2 separate regions of the Homo sapiens genome follow, and region 1 is linked to region 2. The links are chromatin loops, found by intact Hi-C in ENCODE. Cell type or tissue: psoas muscle. All regions are shown on one strand. Each heading gives the region's core, and the rest is flanking DNA. Links, peaks and the distances in the headings are about the cores only.

Region 1 (11,408 bases), core at 1,870-9,869, 51 kb after region 2:
AGATGTGTAGTTATCAGCTTGTGTCTGCCTGCCTTGAAGGCCACATATCAAGAGCTAACATTTATTGAGAGTCAACCGCGTGCTAAATGCTTTATAGCTAGCTTCTCCTTCCATCTTCACGACAGACCTATGAGGTAGTTGTCATTATTCTTCTTCCTATTTTGCAGACTAGAGAATTGAAATTCAGAGAAATTCAGTAGCATGTCCAAGATCATGTAGGTCTTAATGTAAAGAGCAGACAGATGGGATGGAGCTCAAATTCAAAATCCCACGCTCTCGACTACTATGTGATCTCCTAGAGACTACATCTTTTCTTCATTTAGGACTCCTCAACACCTAGCGTAGTTCCAGGCAAGATAGGCAGCTGACAACAATTATATCTGATAAATAAGTAGGGCCAGGCCTGCTGGCATGTGCCTGTAGTCCCAACTACTCAGGAGGCTGAGGTGGGAGGATCACTTGAGCCAAGGGGTTCGAGGCTGCAATGAGCCGTGATTGCACCACTGAACTCCAGCCTGGGCAACCGGCAAGACCCTGTCTCTAAAAAATAAATAAATAAAAATTAAAAATATAAGAAAGTGGACCACCTGTGTACCTGCCATGCTGTGTGATTGCATAATCTAACAAATACGCCTATGGATTTACTGAATCCTGTTGTGCCCTGGGGAACAACATAGAGACAGAGTGATGGCAAAGGAAGTGCTCATTGGAGAAATTAGCTGGGGCAATTAAGAGTTTGCTGGGTAGTCCTGAAATTATAGCTTGTGTTTAAATATATGGAAACAAATTTTAAAAATTAGGACCTTGATTTTATTTTTGCCACATAAACATAAGTTCATACATGAATAAAAATTAATGTCTCTGCCAATGAATGATACTAAAATGCCACACTATTCTTGCTTGTTATTTTTGTCACCAGAAAATAAGCCATATTTACATGATTATAGAACCATATGCTTTTCTGAAGTTTTAGATTCAGATTTCATAATGTAATAAGAGCTGGCAGTTACATAGCACTTACCATGTGCCAGACACTGTTCTCAATTGTTTACAGATGTTAACTCTTTTAATCCTCACATACTAATAATCCTTAGGAGGTAAGCACCATTATTATAAGATGCAAGGAAATGGAGGCACAGAGAGGTTAAGTGATTTATCCAAAGTCACACAGCTAATTATTGAAAGAACCAAGATTTGAACCCATGTACTCTTTTTTTCCAATGTGATCATGTTTATTTATTTATTAAATTTAAAATTTTTGTGAGTACATAGTAAGTATATATACTTATGGGGTACATGAGATATTTTGATACAGGCATGCAATGTGTAATAATCATCACATCATTGAAGATGGGGTATCCATTCCCTCAGCATTTATCTTTTGTGTTACAAATAATCCAATACTCTTTTAGTAATTTTAAAATGTACAATTAAGTTATTATTGACTATAGTTACCCTGTTGTGCTACCAAATATTAGGCTTTATTCATTCATTCTAACTATTTTTTTGTACCATTAACCATCCCCATCTCCCCCTGACTTCTCCACTACCTTTCCCAGCCTCTGGTAACCATCCTTCTACCCTCTATCTCCATGGGTTTAATTGTTTTGATTTTTAGATCCCATGAAGAAGAGAGAACATGCGATGTTTGTCTTTCCGTGCCTGGCTTATTTTACTTAACATAGTGACCTCCATTTTCATCCATATTGTTGCAAATGACTGAATCTCATTCTTTTTTATGGCTGAATAGTACTCCATTGTGTATAAATACAATATTTTCTTTGTCCATTCATCTGTTGATGGACACTTAGCTTTCTTCCAAATCTTGGCTAATTGTGAACAGTGCTACAACAAACACAAGAATGTGGATATCTCTTCAATATATTGATTTCTTTTCTTTTGGGTACATACCCAGCAGTAGGATTGCTGGGTCATATGGTAGCTCTATTTTTTAGCTTTTTGAGAAGCCTCCAAATGGTTGTCCACAGTGATTGTACTAATTTACATTCCCACCAACAGTGTATGAGGGTTCCCTTTACTCCACATCCTCGCCAGCATTTGTTATTGCCTGTCTTTTGGATATAAGCCATTTTAACTGGGGCAAGATAGTATCTCATTGTAGTTTTGATTTGCATTTCTCTGATGATAAATGACGTTGCACACCCTTTCATATGTCGGTTTGCTATTTGTATGTCTTCTTTTGAGAAATGTCTCTTCAAATTTTTTGCCCAATTTTTTAATTGGATTATTAGATTTTGTTCTAGAGTTGCTTGAGCAGCTTCTATATTCTGGTTATTAATCCCTCGTCAGATGGGTAGTTTGCAGGTATTTTCTCCTATCCTTGGATTGTCTTTTCACTTTGCTGATTGTTTCCTTTGCTGTGCAGAAGCTTTTAAACTTGATATAATCCCATTGGTCCATTTTTGCTTTGGTTGCCTGTGCATGTGGGTATTACTCAAATCTTTGTCCAGACCAATGTCCTGGAGAGTTTTTCCAATGTTTTCTTGTAGTACTTTCATAGTTTGAGGTCTTAGATTTAAATCTTTAATCCATTTTGATTTGATTTTTACATATGATGAGAGATGGGGGTCTAGTTTCATTCTTCTGTGTATGGATTTCCAACGTTCCCAGCACCCTTTATTGAAGACACTGTTTTTCCTCCAGTGTATCTTCTTGGCCCCTTTATTGAAAATGAGTTCACTGTACATGTGTGGATTCATTTCTGGGTTCTCTCTTCTGTTCCATTGGTCTCTGTGTCTGCTTTTATGCCAAAACCATGCTCTTTCGGTTACTATAGCTCAGTATAATTTGGCTATTTGGGGTCTTTTGTGTGAACCCATATACTCTAAAACACTACACAGTACTACAGAGCTGGGGCTTACTGGGCATTCACTACATGCTGCATTTAATCTTTATCACAACGCTGTGTGAAAAAGAATTGTTTTGTCCATTTTATAAATAATAAAATTAAAACTAAAAGAACCTTAGACGTTTGTCCAAGGTAAAACAAATGATCATCTGCAGAGTGAGGCAGGCCCTGCAGACTCTCCTGGTATCCTTGCTATCATCACACACTTCCAGATATACTTGTTTTATCTTACATTGAGTTTTTAATTTATCTTGAACAGAGCCAATCAATGTTCATAATAGAAAAAATATAAAATATAGATACAAAAAATGCATTATCTCATTGTCCCACTGTAGCCACTATTAATCTGTTAATGTTTGGCATTTCTTACATATAAAATCACAATAAGATAAAACACAATTTGTCAATTATTAAAGTTTTGACCAACCTTCAATGGATAAACCAATCCTTTACATTTAAAAAAATTACTCAGTTCTGTAAAGCAAACCAAAACCAAAACAAATCTAACCTATGGAGAGAGAAAAATTTTATTTGACATGCTTTCCATCCCAACAAAAACAGTCTCTAGCCACTAAACCCAAAATACGTCATCTTATAGTCAAAGCAAAAAAAAAAAAAACATAGTAATGAGATTGTCTTAGGTTTGGTTATATGGGATTGAAAAGGCTTCCACATCTTGTTTTCAAGGTGAATAAGTGTCTTCTGATAGGAGAAAAGTAGTTTTATTATTATAATTATAGCTAATGTATATTGTATATTTACTATATACTAGAAATTATTCTCTGCACTATATGTATATGTGTATTTGTGTATATGCTCATTTAATCCTCAAAAAAATCTATGACATAGGTATTATCTCTATTTATAGATGAGGAAATATGCGTGGATAAGTTAAGTTACCACTCCAAGGTTACACAGGTGTGATTTGACCTCAAGCTGCAACTACAGTGCTGGCCGGTGGTGGCTATGTCACAGGGGCTGTGTTCTTTCTACCCCTCACCGCTAGGACAACATTCTTACTTTGCGGGGAAGTCTAAATATTTATTTACGCATGGGATAGGCTGTGTGTTTTATTGTATGAGAAGGTGAGCATCTGTTCTGTATCAGTCTCTATCTTGGTCCTGAGATGCCTTTAACCCTCCCAGGATCCCCAGAGTGAATTACTAGGACCCTCACGTTTCACTTGGGGATGGAGGAACAGGTACTTCGACGATCCAAGGTCTCTCTCTGCAGCCTGGAATTCCTCAGTGCTTCTCTGTGCTCTGAGAATCAATCTTAGCCCTGGTTGATTTGAGGCTTGCCTGCTTTTTTCTCTTACCTGGGGCCTCTCTCTTTCTTGTGGACCATGCTGCAGCCTTGCCAGCCTTCTTTCAGTCCCTCAGACATGCCAAGCTCTTTGCTTTTGCTCTCCTTTCTGCCTGGACCACCCTCCCCTGCTTAGTCTTCAAACAGCTCATATGCATTTGTCAGGCCTCAAACTAAATGTCACCTGTCCAGAGAGGTAAGCATTACCTCCTCCTTCAGAAAACTTCCCCAGGCTGGGTGTGGGAGGTTTGCTTAAGGCCAGGAGTTCAAGACCAGCCTGGGCAACATAGTGGGACCCCATCTCTACAAAAAATAAAAAATTAGCCAGGTGCAGTGGTGCATACCTATGGTCCCAGCTACTTGGGCGGCTGAGGTGAGAAGATCGTTTAAGCCTAGGGGATCAAGGGTGTAGCGGGCTGCGAAGGCACCATTGCATTCCAGCCTGGGCAACAGAGCAAAATCCCATCTCTGAGAAAAAAAATAAAAAGCTTCCTTGTGCACCTTTCTCTCTTTATCACATCACCCTCTTTATCTCTTTCAGTGAACTCTCCAAAATGTGCTGTTAGTTTCCTTGGTCACTTTTTTGATTTCTGTGCTTGTGTTTTTTGCTTGTTTTGCTTTTTGTTTCTTTGCCTTGTAAGGTAAGCTCTGTGAGAACAGAGGCCTCATCCTTCTCATTCAGTGTTTTCTGCCCCATATCTGACACACTGCCTGGCCCTGGTAGGTCCTCGGGAGACTTTTGCTGGAAGACTGAGTCTTCTGACAGAAGATGGGGAAGATGAGGAAGACAGTGGCTTTCCCAGATGCCTTAAGAACGCTGACCCTGCACTGTGCTCGGCTGAATGAGGCTGGAAGCAGCCAAGCCCGGGCAGGGATCTGAGGTCAGTGGATGAGAGCAGACATAGGCTGCTGTCCCATGTCTGGAAGGGCCCAGTGCCCGGCTTATTTGGCCAGATGTTCTTGGGAGTGTCTCATTGTCACCTTTGGGTCCATGACCCTGGCCCGTGGCAGGGAGCCTCCCTTGTACTTTGAAGATTTCTAGCGAGTGTTTTAGGGTGTACCTTTAAGTGGCTTTTGTGCACTGTGGAATTTGGCTCCTGACAGCCTCATTTTTTAACAGACTATCTGAAGCCTGGTTTTGTTGTTTGATTTTGCTTTCTTTTCTTACCTTACTCCACTGACTCTCCTGTTTCAGAGGGCATCCAGTGCTGATACCGAGCAAATTCTCTCCCTCTGAGAAGTCTGCTGGGTGTTGGGCAGCTGGGGAATGAGGCTCTGTGGAGAGGGGAAGTTTTCTCTTAAGCTACTTTTTTGGAACTTTCTTTGAGTATTACTAGTAGTAGGAGAGGGATTTCAGGAATGGCTTGGGATGTCAGGACTGGTCTGTGTAGGAAATCTGGAGAATAAGTGAGTTTGGACTTCAGGGTGCGTGCTGGGGAATCCTGACCTCAGTTTCCGCGGGTGTTGACTGGTAACTATTGGTTTCAAATGCGAGATGGGAGTCTTGCTCTCCCCATGTGTGGGATGTGCCCCGTGGGGCTGTGTTTTGTAGGCAGTGAAGTTAAGGCTTGCCCAGAAAAATAACATGTTTTCCTTGCCTGGTGCTTGAGCTGTTTGCCCTATGACTGGCTGATTGGTGGTTTGCGAAGAAAGGAGACACTAGTTAACTGGGGTGTCCAGAGGATTTTTGTGTGTGTTTGTGTGAGTGGTTTTTTCTGTTTCTTTGGAAACAGTAGAGGACGGATGAGGAAATAACGATCATACTACTACTTAGAACTGCGTTTAAGGTCCTTGAGGCATCTTCCAAACATTAACTTGATGTCACTATTTAAATAATGCTATCACTTCGAGAAGACCAGAAATCCTTTGATGTCAGTATTGAAAAGGGGGATAGGAACACTGAGGGCTTTGGAAATAACTGGGAATTTTGGCACCCTAACTCGTATTCTAACGGCTTTACCCTGTGCTGTGTTTCCTACAGAGGCACTTAGTGGAGGATATAAATCAAAGCTCTGTCTAATCAAGGCTTTCTTTCAGCCTTGAAGGAAAACACTTCTTTGAGATTAAAAACGCCTGACACATAGGATGTGATGGTATGTGAAAGATATGTTTTCATTAAATAAAATTTTGACTACTCCCAAGCATTAAAAAATTCAAAATCTGTTAGGCTTTCCACATATATAAACCTTTCTGCATTGGGAGGTGACCAGATTTTAGGGACAGAGGTATTGGATTATTCATCTTTAACTCCCCGGTGCCCCAAGTTAGGAAATGTTGCTATTATGGAGACGTCATCTCTCCATTTTCTCAAGAGGCTGAAATGACCAGATCATTGATTATATTATGACTTCCTTTTTTTCACAGCTAACTAACACTTCATGCGTTATTCAGAAGTTTCTTTTTTTTTTTTTTTTTTTTTTTTTTTTTTTTTTTTTAGGCTAGGCGTGGTGGCTCATGCCTATAATCCCAGCAGTTTGGGAGGCTGAGGTGGGAGGATTGCTTGAGTCCAGGAGTTCAAGAGCCTTCTGGGTAACATAGTGAGACCCCATCTCTATTTTTTAGAAAAAGTAGCATTTTTAAAATTAAATATCACATGGGCTATTTGGGGAATAAAGGGAGAGAAAGAAAAAAAAATAAGGAAGAGTGAAAATAAGAATAAGTGTTAAGATTAAGAAAATGTAGTGTACTAAGGAAAATGTAATAATGAAAAGAAGATTTGGCTTTTTTTTTAATAGTTCAAGTGGAGAGTGGGTATAAAGAGGGTGTCACAATCTGTGTCAGTCTTATTTCCCATGCCTCCAGGTAAACCTAAAGCACCTACTGATAAGAAGGCTGAGTTTCTCATCTTATCCAGGTGTCTTCTGAACTCTCCTTTCTTCCTGCCTGGCTGGGGTTCAGATTGCAGGGACAGGGTAGCCAGGCACATATGGGGACGTGGCCTTGCCAGCAAAGCACTTTACTTGCATTCTATGGCTAGGAGCTGTTTTCAGGAAGGAAAACAGACACGTGCAGCTCCATCTCCAGCCCCTCCAAGCCCAGGGTGAGGAGTCCCTCTTCCCTGGCTTGCTCAGCCACCAACAGCCAAACTTCACCCCAGAGTCAAGTGACCTATTAAACCCGTCTTAGTCTGGCAGTTATTTAACTTTTATAACAACTGTGAGAAGTAGGTATTGTCATTGTTGTAAAAGAGCCCAACGCAGTGGAATGAAAAACAAACGAACAGACCAAACCTACCCAAGCTTATAGGTTGGCTGGTATGTGGCAGAGCCAAGTTGGAACACAGACCTGTCTCCGAGGTCCTTCTCGGGATCATATAGAAGACAAAATAATTCTACTTGGCAGCCTTCAAGTAAAAAGTTGGCAGATCAGGATTTGCTTGATAATTGCTGGATTATCAGAGAATCATCAAGTCAGGATCTCTTTAAAGAACATTACCTTCAACATCCTTTGGAATCTTCAATCTCTCGACATATGCCACCAAATGTATACATAACTCTGTGCCATGTGCCATCTCTGCAACTCCATGTCTGCGAGTTGATTGTACTATAAAAACAGCAACCAACATTTCACAGCACTTTGCAGTTTATGAAGTGCTTTCCCAAATATCCCACTTGATCCTCCCAACATCCCTGAGTCAGATAAAATCTATATCACCTATAGTCTCTTTTTATAGGAGAAAATTAATATTCAGAGGAGTTAAGTAACTTGCCTAAGATCCCACAGCTAATGAGCAAAGGAGATTTAATTGTTTCTTTTCTAACATAAAATCTGGTTTACTAATCACGATATTAGGTTTACCATAAATAATACAGTTTTACTTTTCAGCATTAAAAGCAAAATAAAGCCTAAATTTAAAAAACAAACAAAATCCCACTTCCGAAAGAATTAAAAGATTGCTCCAGGGGTTATATATGTGTTTGCAGCTTGAACTGGCATCCTATTATGAGAAATATTTAGCTGTGAAAGAGGAGATGATATGATATTTTATGTAGTTAATGAAACAGTTTTGCTTTCTCATGGCCTCTGAACTCTCAAAAGCACTTTACTAAAAGTACTTTATGGCCATTAAAATTCTGCTTTTCCACCATAGACATCTGGGTACACTTCTCTTTCCTTCTGGAGAATCATTGCCCAGAGGGCAGGAACTGTTTGTGCCAAGCCTTCATTCTCCTAGCATGGGGCCTCATGCATGGTAGGTGCTCAGTGACGATGTGGGGAAGAAATGAATGAATGAGACCTGTGTCCTTGGTTTCTGATTCTGCCCCTGGTGTGTGCCCAAGTTGAATCATATTTGAACAAGTTCACTGTGATGGGTAATCAATCACTGTCCACAGGCCACTTTCCCTGAAGCAGTTTGTGAACAATACCCCATCAAGGGCAGCCACAATTTCCCAGTGTGGATTTGGGGGCTGGCCTTTTCCCTTCCCCTTTCTTCAGCCTTTCAATAGGCATGTCTCATAGGCCTTCTCCAACGTCCCCACTGGGTGCTGCCTGCACCCTCTTCCCCTTTTTTCTTTCCCTTTCAGAAGGATCCAGGTTCTGGGTTTTTCCTAGCATATGATCTACACTCCCCTGAGCAAAGAAACCACGTTCATGCGTAGGAAGGGCTCCTAGGTTTGGGATCACAGGGGCATTTAAAGAAATCCTCTTTCCCTTTTCATACTGATTTGAAGTGTGGATTCGAAAATGGTGCTGTTGTTTGGGGGCCTGAGCCCTGGGGCAGAAAAAGAGAAGGCCCTGCGTTTGTTTATTAATGGCTTGGACCTTTTGATGAATTGGAGTCTGGCACAGTGTTAACCTCTCGTGGGTGGTGGGGTTCAAGGAAAAGGCCTTTTCCTTCCATGTGCTTTTTCCAGAGTGTTTTAGTGGATTTGCAGGCTTTAGTGAGTGATTCTTTGTTTAGTAGGAAGTTGAGAAAGATATGAAGGACTTTTCTAGTCCATGGAAATAATCTAGGAATCCCCCAAAACACAGCTTATTAGCTGGGCATGGTGGCTCACACCTATAATCCCAGCACTTTGGGAAGATGAGGCAGCAGGATTGCTTGAGCCCGGGAGTTTGAGACCAGCCTGGGCAACACAGGGAGACCCTATCTCTACAAAAAGTAAAAAATTAGCTGGGTGTGGTGGTGCACACCTGTGGTGTCCCAACTATTTGAGAGGCTGAGGTGGGAGGGTCCCTTGAGCCCTGGAGTTTGAGGCCACAGTGAGCTGTGATCACTCCAGCCTGAGTGACAGAGAGAGACCATGTCTCAAAACAAACAGACAAACAAACAAACCCCGCAAAACCCCACACGGCTTATTTCTGCACTTTAAACATATTTAATGATCCTTCATTCTGGTGAACCTTGTGCAGAAAGGTGGGCCAAGAGTTTTGTAGTTGCTTCCTTATGAGATCAGTATCCTCCTCATGGTACAATACGAGCTAGGCATGAGTTTTGAGTCTTGAGCTTGTTTATCAGGATGAAAGGATCCCTGTAAAGTGTGTGAATATATATACATATTTATATATATTATATATAAACTTCTCAATAAGAAAACAGGCCAAAAGAAAAAAATATGTATATGTGTGTGTATTTTTGCTCCTTTGGACTGATTAAGCTTTCTTACTGAGAAGCTGGTTAAGAGGCAAAAGTTTCCCTAATAAGTATTCTGTGAGCGGAGGGCTAATGGTGCCAGCAACGTTAAAGCAGAATTTAGAAGCTTGTGATGTTTTCTATTTAAGTATAAAAAAAGAAAGGAAAACACATTCTCTATGATGGAGCTGTCCTCTCAGTAATAATAGAAAATCAACAAGGCAATTATCACAAGTGGTAAGGCATTGGAGTAGGAGATATATTTGTATGTTGGGGCAACTCTTTCTTTTGCTACTGTTGAGTCAACACTGCTGTAGATAAAGGTTAAGTTATCTGGACAGTGGGAGCTGTAGGTGGCCAAACCAGATAATTTACCCAGAAAAAGCCACCCTAATTGATACCAGCTTAGTCATCTCTCTCCTCTATGGACTGAACCTGCAAGGGTATGCTTATGCTTAGCTTAAATGTTGGCAACAGACCCCAGCCCTCCCTCACACTGACAGGGAATGATAATTTCACATACTTTTTTGAATATTCATAAAGTTTTAATTGGCATTGAATCTGGCCTTGTCATAAGCTTAACTTTGCCCGAGTTTTTCAGAGCTCTTGGGAAAGTATAAAGAGGTGGGGACGCACTTAGTCCCTTCCTTTCATCTCCTCTTCTGTATGTGGTCTTTGTTTTCATTGTCTCACTCATCCTGTTGTGTTATTCTTAATCTGCCTTTTACCCTAAACTGGGTGGCATGGGCGAGGCAGTTGTGGGTACTTATACTCTAATTATTCTTGCAGAAGCCACACTATTGGCTATCAGATCAGGAGACTCCAGTGTTGCACAGAACCAGTCATTCTGTGCATTGCAGAATATCCCATATCCCAGGCCCCTTCCCACTAAATGCCAGGGTGACCCCCTTCTAATAATAGCAGACAATAATTGGTTTCACGTATTTCCAAATCCCCTTACTGGGCCACCCAAGGAAATGATGCCTTTTCTAGGCAGGCAGATGAAATGTGCCTTTTGCTAACATTTAGAAAGAGAACCTTGTTCGAATGATGAGAGAATCTTCAGATGGCATGAGATTTTTGCCTTAACATGGCCTTTAAGTGACCTCCTAGTACTGTCAAATGTTCACACACTTGACATTTGAAGCAGAATGTGTGAGGAATCTGAATCAAGGCTTCGGTATATTTTTACCCTGTGTTCAACGGACATCGTGAGCTGTCTCAGGCTCAGAACACAACTGCTGGCTACTTTAGAATACAACCTGGGAATGCCCCAGCTTTCTGCTGGGGTCGTGGGAAAAAAGCACCCAGTATGATACCATCATTCTCAAATGTCTTTCAAGAGGAAGTCAGTAGTGGTAATCATAGGAGTTAATAGTAAGATGAAATAGTCTCTTCCTGGTTTCGCCGAAAGCAGAGTGGTCTGGCTTGGGCATCACTGGGCTTGATGCAGTCTCACATGTGGTAGCTCACATTCATGCAGAAAAAGACACATTTTCAGATGTTTTGAGTATGACTTCAGCCCGTACATTGGGTGGACCAAATGTATATTGTTGCTGAAGATATAGATACTTATCTAGAATAAAAATCCAAAACCTCCCCCCCCCCACATTATCCAATAAAAATCATCTGCATGTGTGAAAAGAAAACTAAGACTAG
Region 2 (11,408 bases), core at 1,857-9,856:
CAGTAGTACCACCTGTGGAACTTATTAAAAAACACTGATACCCTTCCACTCTGACATTCTGATTTAATTGGTTTGGGGTGAAGGCCTGAGCCTCTGTATATTTTAAAAGCTCCACAAGTGTTTCCAATGTGTAGCAGAGGTTGAGAACCACGGTTCTAACTGATCTCTAAGGAATCTTCTACTCTAATATTCTATGATTCTATTTCAGGAAAGGGATTGCAGTAAAGCGTTCATTCAGAGTTCAAGGGCAGCAAGCAGTTGTTACAAGCATGCTGCACCCTGCAACACATATTTAAGAAAATATAACTGATAAAGATTAAAATTTACAGAATGAATAACTTAGACAATAATTCTTTGCACCACAAATGGGCTCTGTTTTGTGTAACTTTCAAACGTGGGTGTTTTAAATGGTCTGCTTCACTAGAAATCTTAATTTAGGATTTGATTTACATGTAACCTCGTAGAAACCCTCTGTTTCGGAAAAGGTCAGGATTCTCACATTTCAGTTACAGTATTTTGCCAGCTTACTCTTTTGCCCCAGATACTTGCCTTTAGTTGTTTGGGGAGGGAAATTTTTACTCCAGTTGAGACATCTGGATCCCCCAGAATTTTCTTCCTTCCAAGCTTTTAACAAACTTGTGTTATTGCCTAGACCAGATTTTCTCATGTCAAGATGTTAGTTATAACCTCCTAGACTTAAGGTATTCATTTTTATTTGTCACCTTTTAAAATATTAGAAGAATCAATGTTTTTCAATGCACATCAGAATGCTTTATTTTAATATACCTGTTTTTTATAATACACCAGTCTGTGCATTCACTAAAGGATGCAAAAAGTATAAAATAAAAAATAATTTCCAAACTCCTCACGCACCTTCTTGTGAAGTCTACAGACAGAATTGTTTGTGGAGGGGAGGAGAGACCTTGGTGTCAGCCTCTTGTGACTTCATGCTGCAGAGAGCCTCTGCATCCCCAAATTCATGAGTCATTTCACTCTGACCCTCTCTCTCCTTATCCCCTGCAGAGCCATCTATGTCCAAATACATGTCTATTCAACCATATCGCCTTTAAAGCATGACTATAAACTAGTTTTAAATATAAAATTACATGTTTTTCTACATTTTGTGGTGATATTTGTGTTTTCTGTAATGTCATTCATTGGAAGAATGTTAGCTTTCATTTATTAACACATATCTCTAATCCCCATTTTATAGATGGGAAAACTAAGAGATTGCCAAGGCTAGGCATCCTGCTCATTGATTAGATGGGTGGTCGGTATGAGAAAAGAGCTCACATTTATTAGTGCCATGTATTCCAGATATTCCAGATAGAAGCACTGCTTTGGGTTGCTTCCAGGTAGGGATTTTCCAATTGCTTGTACTATTGCGCTTGTCTTTGTATTTATAAATAACATTCTTTCGGGTGCTTTCCCATGCATTATTTGCAGTTAAATGGTTTCCTTGCTAATACCTCTTACTTTCCAGCTTCAGGCTACATGTAGCTGGATTGATTAGTAAATACATAAGGATATATTAACTTCTTAACATGGAATCTGTTTTAAAAGTTGCATGGAGACATCTGTTGCAAACCTGTGTGTTTGGTAGTATCCAGGGAAACTTTCTCTCAGGCTACTTTGTGATTGACTGTTAAAAGTATTGTGTGGAGAGACAATGAGATTAATGATGTAAGTTACTCATCTGTTTTGGGGATTGAAGGCAAAGGTCTGTACAGATTCATTTGTTGAGCAAGATAGACTCTAGCCCTACCTCCTAAATTATCTTTTATAAAACACTTTAGCCCTTGTCGTGCCAATGTACTGTCTTCACACTTGGTCTGGAGCCATCTGTGTTTAAGTATTTGGTTTTTGTTTTCTCCTAACAATGGTGATACGTTGGCTTGGCCATTTGCAGTCTCTGTCTGCATTTCTGTGTCTTTGATGGGTGAGCTGTTGATTAATAGTGCAATTTTCGACCAGTGCCAGGGGGCGATTATTTTGGATTCTTTCCTCCAAGCATCATGCTAAATTTAAAGCAATTTTAATATTCATACATATACATGCTTATGGTGTTTATGCTTATATGAAAATAAATATGTATATAAATAAAAACCTGGGCCAGTGAGGACCAGAATGTTAGTAGGGCATACACTTGCAAATGTGCTTATCATTTTTTTTAGGATGCCCATGGACACATTGTAACTCCTATTGGCCAAATATCTATTTGTAACATTGATTCAGATACATATTGTTGATTAAAAGATATTGTGAGATTAAAAAAATTGAAACCATATTTAAGACACTCCTTTTTTCTGAGAAGGCCTGTCTAAGCACACATTGTTTACAATTTTGTCTTCCAGTTTTGCAAAATCGGATGACTAACAACCACCATTCTCAGGGTTGTGCTGTGTTGACGTCATCAAAGATGAGGGTGCAGTGTTTTGGCACCATGAAGCAGCATGTAATTTGAAATTGTACTTTTTGCTAAACACCAATGCTGATCTCCAAACCATTCAAACACTAAAAAACCAAAACAAAACAGTAATGTCTGCTGATTGGATGGAGGCAGCATGGGCAAAGTACAATTTTTTTTTTTTTTTCATATGCTTTGGAAGCACTTACAAAAATCAGGGAGAAAAAGAGTACATATAATTACTTGACATGCCCTTTGGAAGGGACATTCTTAAGACAGACAGGTTGAGTCTTTAACCTAAAGTTCATTTTTATCCTTTCCAGGAAATGTGCTTTCTTTCTTTTTTCCCTTTTTTAAGCACAAACGTGGTTGTATCTTTAAAAGGAAGGCTTAAGAGTAAATCATGTGGCTGCTTTATCTTTATTTAACATTTAGAAGATATTTTAGGAGATCTATTTAGAAAGTCTTATATTCCTTCACATAGTTGTAGTTATTTAATGCTTGTTTAAAAACATAGGGGGTTCTGGAGATTGGTTGCACAACAGTGTGAATATACTTAGCACTACTGAACTGTATACTTAAAAATGGTTAAGGTGAGGCCGGGCATGGTGGCTCATGCCTGTAATCCCAGCACTTTGGGAGGCCAAGGCAGGAGGATCACTTGAGGTCAGGAGTTCAAGACCAGCCTGGCCAATATGGTGAAACCCCTTCTCTACTAAAAATACAAAAAATTAGCCGGGCATGGTGGCACACACCTGTAGTCCCAGCTACTCGGGAGGCTGGGACAGGAGTATCGCTTGAAGGCAGGAGGCAGAGTTTGCAGTGAGCTGAGATCGCACCATTGCACTCTAGCCTGTGCTTTGCAGCAAGACTCCATCTCAAAAAAAAAAAAAAAAAAAAAAGGTTAGGGTGGCAAGTTTTATGTTATATATATTTTACCACAGTTATAAGAAATGGGGAAAAAGTTTGCTTGTACCCATTCCCCAGATGGGGGAAAATAGAGTGTACAGACCATTTGTTTCAAGTTAGATGCATCCACTTTAATTTTTTTTTAATTTGCATTCACTTATTTTTATTTCAATAGCTTTAGGGGTACAAGTGGTTTTGGTTACATAGATGAATTATGTAGCAGTGAAGTCTGGGCTTTTAGTGCATCTGTCACTGGAATACTGTACATTGCACCCACTAGGTGATTCCTATTCCTCCCCCTTTCCCAACTTTCTCCCTTCTGAGTCTCCAATGTCCATTATACCACTCTGTCTGCCTTTACATACCCCATAGCATAGCTTCCACTTATAAATGAGAACATCCAGAAATTTGGTTTTCCATTTCTGAGTTACTTCACCTAGGATAATGGCCTCAGTTCCATCCAAGGTGCTACAAAAACATGATTTCATTCTTTTTTATGGCTGAGTAGTATTTCATGGTATACATATACCACATTTAAAAAATGTTTTATTTCCATAGGTTTTGGGGGAGCAGGTGGTATTTGGTTATGTAAGTAAGTTCTTTAATGGTGATTTGTGAGATTTTGGGGATGCATCCACTTTACTGTCATAATGGGAAGGTCAAAAATCTAAACAGGACTTTTGCACTTTGGGATAATGTAGACAGACGACATTGGTATGTGTGTGATGTGATTTTGACACATAGGAGAATCCAGGGTAGCTAAAAGCTAGGCACGTAACACTGCATGCCTCTTTTCTGGCTTGGATCTGGGTGAGCCCTGTGTGTAGAAAGCTGTATCATTCCATTTGAAAATGCATTTGACCTTATTTGAGCAGTTTTTAAGAAATTTACTTGATAGCCTTTAGCACCATATATATATACATACACACACACTATATATATATATACCATATATATATATATACACACACCATATATATAGTGTGCATATATATATACACACACACACACTCTCTCTCTCTATATATACCATATATATGGTATATATATAAAATACCATATATATAGAGAGAGTGTGTATGTGTGTGTATGTGTATATATATATATACTCAACTGAGATCAACGAAAAAGTCAGGCAAGAAGCCTTGTAGTTTATGTCAGGGAATGTAAACCCACACTTCACAGTAACACTGACCAATGAGAAGTTGCTTTGCGGGGGACAACCTGGGAGTTGAAAATTTTGGAGACAGATCACAGGGGGAATGGTGGAGGAAATTAGAGATATTTGACTCAGAAAGGAGGAGGCCCAGGCTTGTGCATAATATCAAGGAACATTCTGTGGACAAGAGGATACTATTTCTGACTTATTCTCTGTGCTTCGGGGAAAAACAGAGAAAATTGCAGGAAGGAGATGGTTTGCTGTGTGGAGAGATGGAGTGTGCTGTGTTTGCTCTTTTGGCTCCAAAGAGGGAAGAATTTTGGAACAAGTAGACCTATACATCAATGGAAAGGACTGTCTCAGAAATTAGTGACCTCCCTGGCATGGGGTGTCAGAATTATTATAGGAAGAGTTTCTAGAAGCAGTAAGAAGGAGGGCTGGACCAGTTGCTCCTGGCTTTTTTTGGATTATGAACACTTTAAACAATTAGGTAAAAGCTATGAGCCAGTTTTCATAAAAATAACATATAGGCAAATATTCATGAGAAGGTTCATGGACCCAGAAGCCATGGACTCCAGAATGAAAAAATGTCTGGGCTCAATAATGATGCTTAACAATGCTATGGTTATATGGACACATAAACTTAAAATTGCTGCGGTTGAATGAATATGATCAGTTTCATGTGGTTCATCCTACATGTGTTGGTGCATACATTACATGTATTAAGCTGTGAAAGTAACCAGAGCTAATGAACTTCCGGTGAAGTGTATAATCCGGAATGGAAATTCACATTCATTGGATTCTCATTTATGTTTCTCTATGAGAGTAACTGCCTGTTTGCCCAATAGCCCATACCTAGACAACCACTGATTAATAACACCTTACATTGTTTAGGAGTTTCAAAGTAATTTAATAGAAATTATCTTATTAGGGTGATATAACAACTCAGTGAAATATGAAGGATAGATATTATCCTTCCCATTTTAGTGGATGCAGAAACTAAGAATCCCAGGGCTTAAGTGGTATGTGCAGTCCCAGCTAAAGTAAGTGCCAGACATATAACTGGAATTCAGGTATCCTTCCCTCCCTTCTTCCTTTTCTCCTGCTTCTCTTTGTCCATCCTCTCTGCCTCCATGCTAGCCACATACACTTATGGAACCAAGTGTGCTCTTTGTTACTAAGAAGCAGCAACAACCACAAATAAACCAAGCAACTCCTTTCCAACACAAATATCAGCACCCTGTCTGAGCCTAAATTCCTTTCCTTCCTTCATCCCTTCCTTCATTAAATATTAACTGAGCATCTATTATGTGCTGGGTACCAGGGATACATGATCAAAATCAGACACAGTCCCACTCCTCATAGAACTTGTACCAGGTAAGTCACTGCAATTTAGTGTTTCAGGAGGAGGGTGAGGGGGTGCAAGCCTGGAGACAGAAAACCCAGTTAGGGGCTATTGTGGTTATCCAGACAAGAGATGATGGGGGCTTGAGTTATGATGGTGCCAGATTCAAAAGCCATGTAAGAGGCAAGAGCAGTATGACTTGGGGATTGATTAACTGGAAGATGAGGGGTCCAGAGAGTGGGGAAGATGGAGTCAGGATAAGCCTGACCCAGTAAGAAAGTCTGGGTCATCCTTTGTGGTGCTGAATTGGGGGATGGTGAATTGGGGGATGGATTCTGGCCCAGTGCCCACAGGCTTGTGTCTGCATCCTGAGAACAGAAAATGGCTGTGAACAAAAATGCCAAGAGCAACTGTAACTGAAAGGTACAGTGCATTATTGGGTTCCGTGGCAGTACAGCTTTGGTAACTTCTCCCAGAGAGTGGCTCCACAGGGAGAAAGGCACCCCCTCCTCCCAGGGCGACCACATCTCTGGCACTCAGTGGGTCTAGGGCATGGCCAGGAGTGTTAGCTTCCTGAGGCTGCTGTAGCAAAGTAGCACAAACTCGGGGGCTTAAACAACAGACACTTATTCTCTCACAGTTCTGGAGGCTGCGAGTCAGAAATCTAGGTATTGGCAGGGTTGGTTCCTTCCCAGGGCCTGTGAGGAAGAATCTGTTCCAGGCCTCCCTCCTTCTTCTGTCTTCTCTGTGACTTCACATGGTCTTCCCTTCGCATATCTGTCTCCAAGTTCCTCTTTTCATAAGGATGTCAGTCATATTACATGAGAGCCCACACTAATGACCTCATTTTAACTTAATTACCTCTACAAATACTTTATCTTCAAAGAAAGTCCCTTTCTGAGGTACTGGGAGTTTGGACTCCAACATATCTCCTTTCAGGAAAACACAATTCAAACCACTACAGCAGGTGTGTCCAGCAAGAAGGCAGCACCCAGGTCAGGTAATAATGGGACTCTAGGAGAACAAGCAGATTGGGAGTGATATGTTTTCTAATCAGACTTTTTTTAGCACATGCTGAAAATAAACCTCAGATAGATCCCTGGAAAAACCTGGAACAAGTCTTCGGAGATGGGGATCCATATGTTAATTACCAACTATGGACATAGCCAGCAAAACACAGCAAAACAAGCCTACTCTTAAAAATAGATACATACATGTTGCACTGACTGACAAATTTTTGCTAATGTAGGCATTACCCTTGGTTTGGCCTTGAATTTGTCACCAGGATTTGTAAAAGAGCAACGCTGAAAGGTTAACACCAACTTTTAACCATGAGAAGAAAGAATTAAATACAACTATAGTTTGCCACTCTGGCAGCCTTAACAATTATTGTTTTGATGTGCTAACATTTACTGACAAGGACAAAAATCACCCATTCCCATAAACACACACACACTAAGCTAAGTATAAATGTTTCAGTGTGGGAAGGAAAAAAATTCTGATTTTCTGGTTGTTGATGGATAATTTATGTCTATGTGCTTCCTTTGCTTTGCACAATGAAAAGACAAAATTCTGCATTTTAGAAACACATCATAATAAAAAGACAACTCAGTTTAAAATGGGCAAAGATCCGACTAGACAGTTCTTAAAAAAATTTTTATTTTAGGCTCATGGGTACATGTGTGGGTTTGTTAGATAGGTAAATTCAATGTCTTGGGGGTTTGTTGTACAGATTGTTTTGTCACAGAAAATTTTTAAAAGAAAATATACAAATGGCCAGTAAGCACATGAAAATATGTCCAACATCACTACCTATCAGGGTTACTTGTAATGGCCAAAAATGTGGAAATAACTCAAAGCCCATCAACTGTTGAGTAGATAAGCAAAATATGGTGCATCCATATATTGAAAAATTACTTGGTTGTAAAAAAAAAACTACTGAAATATACTATAACATGAATGAACCTTGAAAACATGCTCAGAAAAGGAATCCAGCCATAAAGGACCATATATTATATAATTCCATACATAGGAAATGTCCAGAATAGGCAAATCCGTAGAGACAGAAGGTAGATTCATGATTGCCTAGGACTGGGGGTGGGGTGGGGAGTTCAGGGGTGACCATTGAAGAGTATGTAATTTCTTTTGGGGGTGATGAAAATGTTCTAAAATTATAGTGATGGTTGCACAAATCTGAATATTCTAATGTCATTAGATTGCATGCTTTAAGTGAGTGAATTGTATGGTATGTGAATTAGGTCTCAATAAAGCTGTTAAGAAAAGATAACACATCATGGAAGAAAACATGGGCTGCTAAATTCAGTTAGAATACATGCCAAATAGGGCATGTTGATCCAACAGCTTCTCTGCATATTTGGGATGAGTAGCTGTTGATAGGGCATTTCAGACCTCAGTCTTACAGCATTTATCATATGTATCTCCAGCTTGCACCTCTCTCCTTGGCAATGGCCTTCACTGCACCTTTGACATTTTCCAACTGCGCCTTTGACATTTTCCTCTAGATGGACTGCTGCTTTTCCTTAATTTTCAAATTGTTCAAACACAAACTCATCCTTATACCAGTTCTTCTCCTGACACACCCATTTCAGTGAGGGCCACCACTGTCCTCTGGGCCCCCAGATTGAGGCTTCATGCCCTTCACTGACTTGGCCCTTTTCTTTGGTAGTCTTGAACATATCATTGCCACATCTTCTGGACTCTGCCTTAGCAGTGTCCTTGTCCTGTCTCCTTCTAACCCGATTCCCCCTATTAACTGAGAATTAAGGGGAGCAGAATTATTTATTGAGTCTTTAGTGAGACTCCTCTCTTGCTCTACTATGTCAACCTTCATAACAAACTTAGCAAAGGGCTACAATTACCCTTTTTTATAGCTAAGGAAAATAAGGCTTAGAGGTTAAGGGACTTGACCAGTGGGACAAAACCAGTAAATGGAGGAGTTGGGTTTGGTCCCAGTTTTGTCTGGTCGCTGAGCTCATACTCTGTCCATTCTAGCTACCAAGAATTGCTCCCTTGCATAGCTCTGAACATCCCATTTCCCTTTTCAAGAACCTTCACTGGTGCCCTGTCTCAAGGCCCCTAGGCCCCTCAGCCACATCCTTGTAGGTGTACTCCATATTCAAGACAGATCCACTGTGGTTTGTGTTGAGTGCCTCTCTGGCATGTTCTTCCCTGGAACATCTGCAATCCTCTAGTACAGTGGTTCCAGACACACACGTGCACACATTCACCTAGACATGCTGCATTCACTTCCTGCCTGTGAAAACAGTACTCTCCAAGGCCCATCTCAGTCATCATCTCCTGATCTGCAAAACCAAAAGCAGAATGCAAAATTAATTAATTCCTTAGTGCTTTGTTAATCTTTTTCTTATGGTTTTAAGAAAACGTATCTTCTATTGTGATTATTTTTGTGTTTTTCATAAACTCCCTCTCCTGGATTGTAAGCTCCATGACAGCAAGAACTGAATCTTGCCTAGTTTTGACTTCTTTCATCGAATTAGCATAGAGTAGATGGTGACACACAGTAGATGGCAAATTAATTTTGCATGAACTGACTAAAGAGACACTCACTCATTGCTGCCATAAACTTCCTAGAATCAGCATGAGATCTTAACCAGCCTGGTGAGTGTTCCTGGAGGACCACCCTAGGAAGATTTTTTAGGTATACGGATGAAGTCCCCTTCTCTCAGTATCACATTAATTTTAAACTCTGTTGCTAAAAGACAACTGTCATAATATTTTAGAAATCAAAAATGGAGGTGAATGAATCCATCGCCAAGAGTCTTATAACCCTAAGGAAAAACTGATTTTTCATTTTTACATTCTCTTGCATTCTTTGTGCAGAGAGGAACATAATTTGTAAATAGTTTTAATCAGAGCATAGACATATTTTAAAATTCTGCTTCCTTCACTTAAAACTATACCACAGACATGTTTTCATGTCGCTACATAGTTTTCAAAACTATGATTATGCATAAGATTCCATTGAGTTTCTATGCCATAATTTCTTAACCAACCCCTATTGTTTGACATTTAACTTTGCTGTGGATTTTTAAAAAATGATTCTAAAAAACACATGACCAACTTTTGGCAAGAGAAATGTATACTCTGACGACATTAATCTCCTTTCCCTTAGGCTGGTTGAAAAATCTTCCTTTAGGGTTGAGCTTAGGCACAATTGTGACAGAGACTGAGTTTGTTTTGGATACGCTCACACTTTATTCCTTCTATCTCTGCCCTTCCTCCTCTCAACACATTGTATTTCCCCACGGTGCCTGTCACAGGGACTTGGGGTCTGCCCTCCTTCTCCAGAGACTGACCTGCCTCCCATGAACTCTGCCCTCCTCCTCACCCCTCCTAGCCAGACTTCGCTCTCCTCTTGCATTTCCAAAGCCTCAATCTTAGTAAGATACTAGGCACTCAATCTATTTCTTTCCTGGGTTTATAATATTATACAAAAGGACTTCCGGAGATGGCTATGTGATAACCCAGCCAAGTGCATCACTAAAGGTGGATCTTTGCTCTTTAGTTAGGACTCTTCCAGGTTCTAAGGATATGGCAGTGAACCAAACAAACAAAATCTCCACATAGATAGGTAAATAACACCTAATATAGTAGTAAGTGCTAAAAAGAAAGATAAAGCCAGGGAAGTGGATCAAGTGTTCTCTTTCATGTTTCAGTTGGAATAGTCCAGGAAGGTGGACTTTCAGATAAGGTGACATATGAGAGGAGAGCCACCAGGGAAGGGAGGAATTCCTATGGAGATGTGGAGAAGGAGCTTTCTAGGTAAGGGGCTGCTTGGTACAAGGGCCCTGCTGTTTTGGATGGTGTGCTTGAGGAACTGCAAGGAAGCAGATGTAGAGACAAGGAGGGAAGCAGTGGGAGCTGCTGGGTGGCTGATCATCCAGGGGCTTTAAACCATGCCATGATCTCTGGATATTAATCTCAGCCAGGTAGGAAGCTATTGGATAGTTTTGGGTAGAGCATCTATCACTTATAAAGCCCTCCATTGTGGTTGGAGGATCGACTGTGTAGGAGCAAGGGTGGCAGCTGGAAGACCCATGAGGAGGCAAGAGACAATGGTGGGCTGGACTGGGTAGGTTCTGGGAAAGGTGGTGAGAAAGAGTTGGATTTTGGCTTATTTTGAAGGTAAACCTAGCAGGACTTGCTGAGGGATTGGCTGTGAAGATAAGTAAGAAGTCAGGGAAGATATTAAGGTATTTGACCTGAGACAAGGATGAAGTTGTCATCGACTGAGATGGGGAAGACGGCAGGTAGAACAGGGTCAGTGTGGGAGACCAGGAGTTCAGTTTTGGGCATGTTGTATGTGAAGAGATGCTGAATCAATGTGAGATGCTGAGAGAGGAATTCAGGGAAGGGGTCTCAGCTGCAGATAGAGTTAGAATCAGGATCATAGTCTTGGGCATCAAATAGGCCAGCCTCATCTCACAGCACACAGCCCTTTCCAGAGTGAGCCCCAGCCACGCTGGGATATCAGGTCCTCACAGGGACCACAGCTTCCTCAGCCTCAGGGCCTTGGCATATGCTGCCCCTTCTGCCTAGACCATCCA

The links. Peaks named below come from ENCODE experiments on the same cell type or tissue, not always from the same donor. Only the 100,000 strongest peaks of a DNase experiment are listed, where the experiment ranks them.
Region 1: it touches region 2 in a loop (2.0-fold over the local background); 7 of 110 quality-filtered maps call a loop at or near these places.

What each region holds. Positions count from the first base shown.
Region 1 is chr7:28,468,679-28,480,086 of GRCh38, forward strand. All of the region lies in intron 1 of CREB5 (cAMP responsive element binding protein 5), which reads left to right. Among named protein-coding and RNA genes, the nearest start is that of CREB5, 62 kb to the left of the region's middle. In psoas muscle, for the core only: no CTCF peak of the experiment used is centred there; DNase peaks (open chromatin) are centred at 5,103 and 5,703; H3K27ac peaks cover 787 bases.
Region 2 is chr7:28,417,521-28,428,928 of GRCh38, forward strand. The region is part of intron 1 of CREB5 (cAMP responsive element binding protein 5); the gene reads left to right. Among named protein-coding and RNA genes, the nearest start is that of CREB5, 11 kb to the left of the region's middle. In psoas muscle, for the core only: no CTCF peak of the experiment used is centred there; no DNase peak of the experiment used is centred there.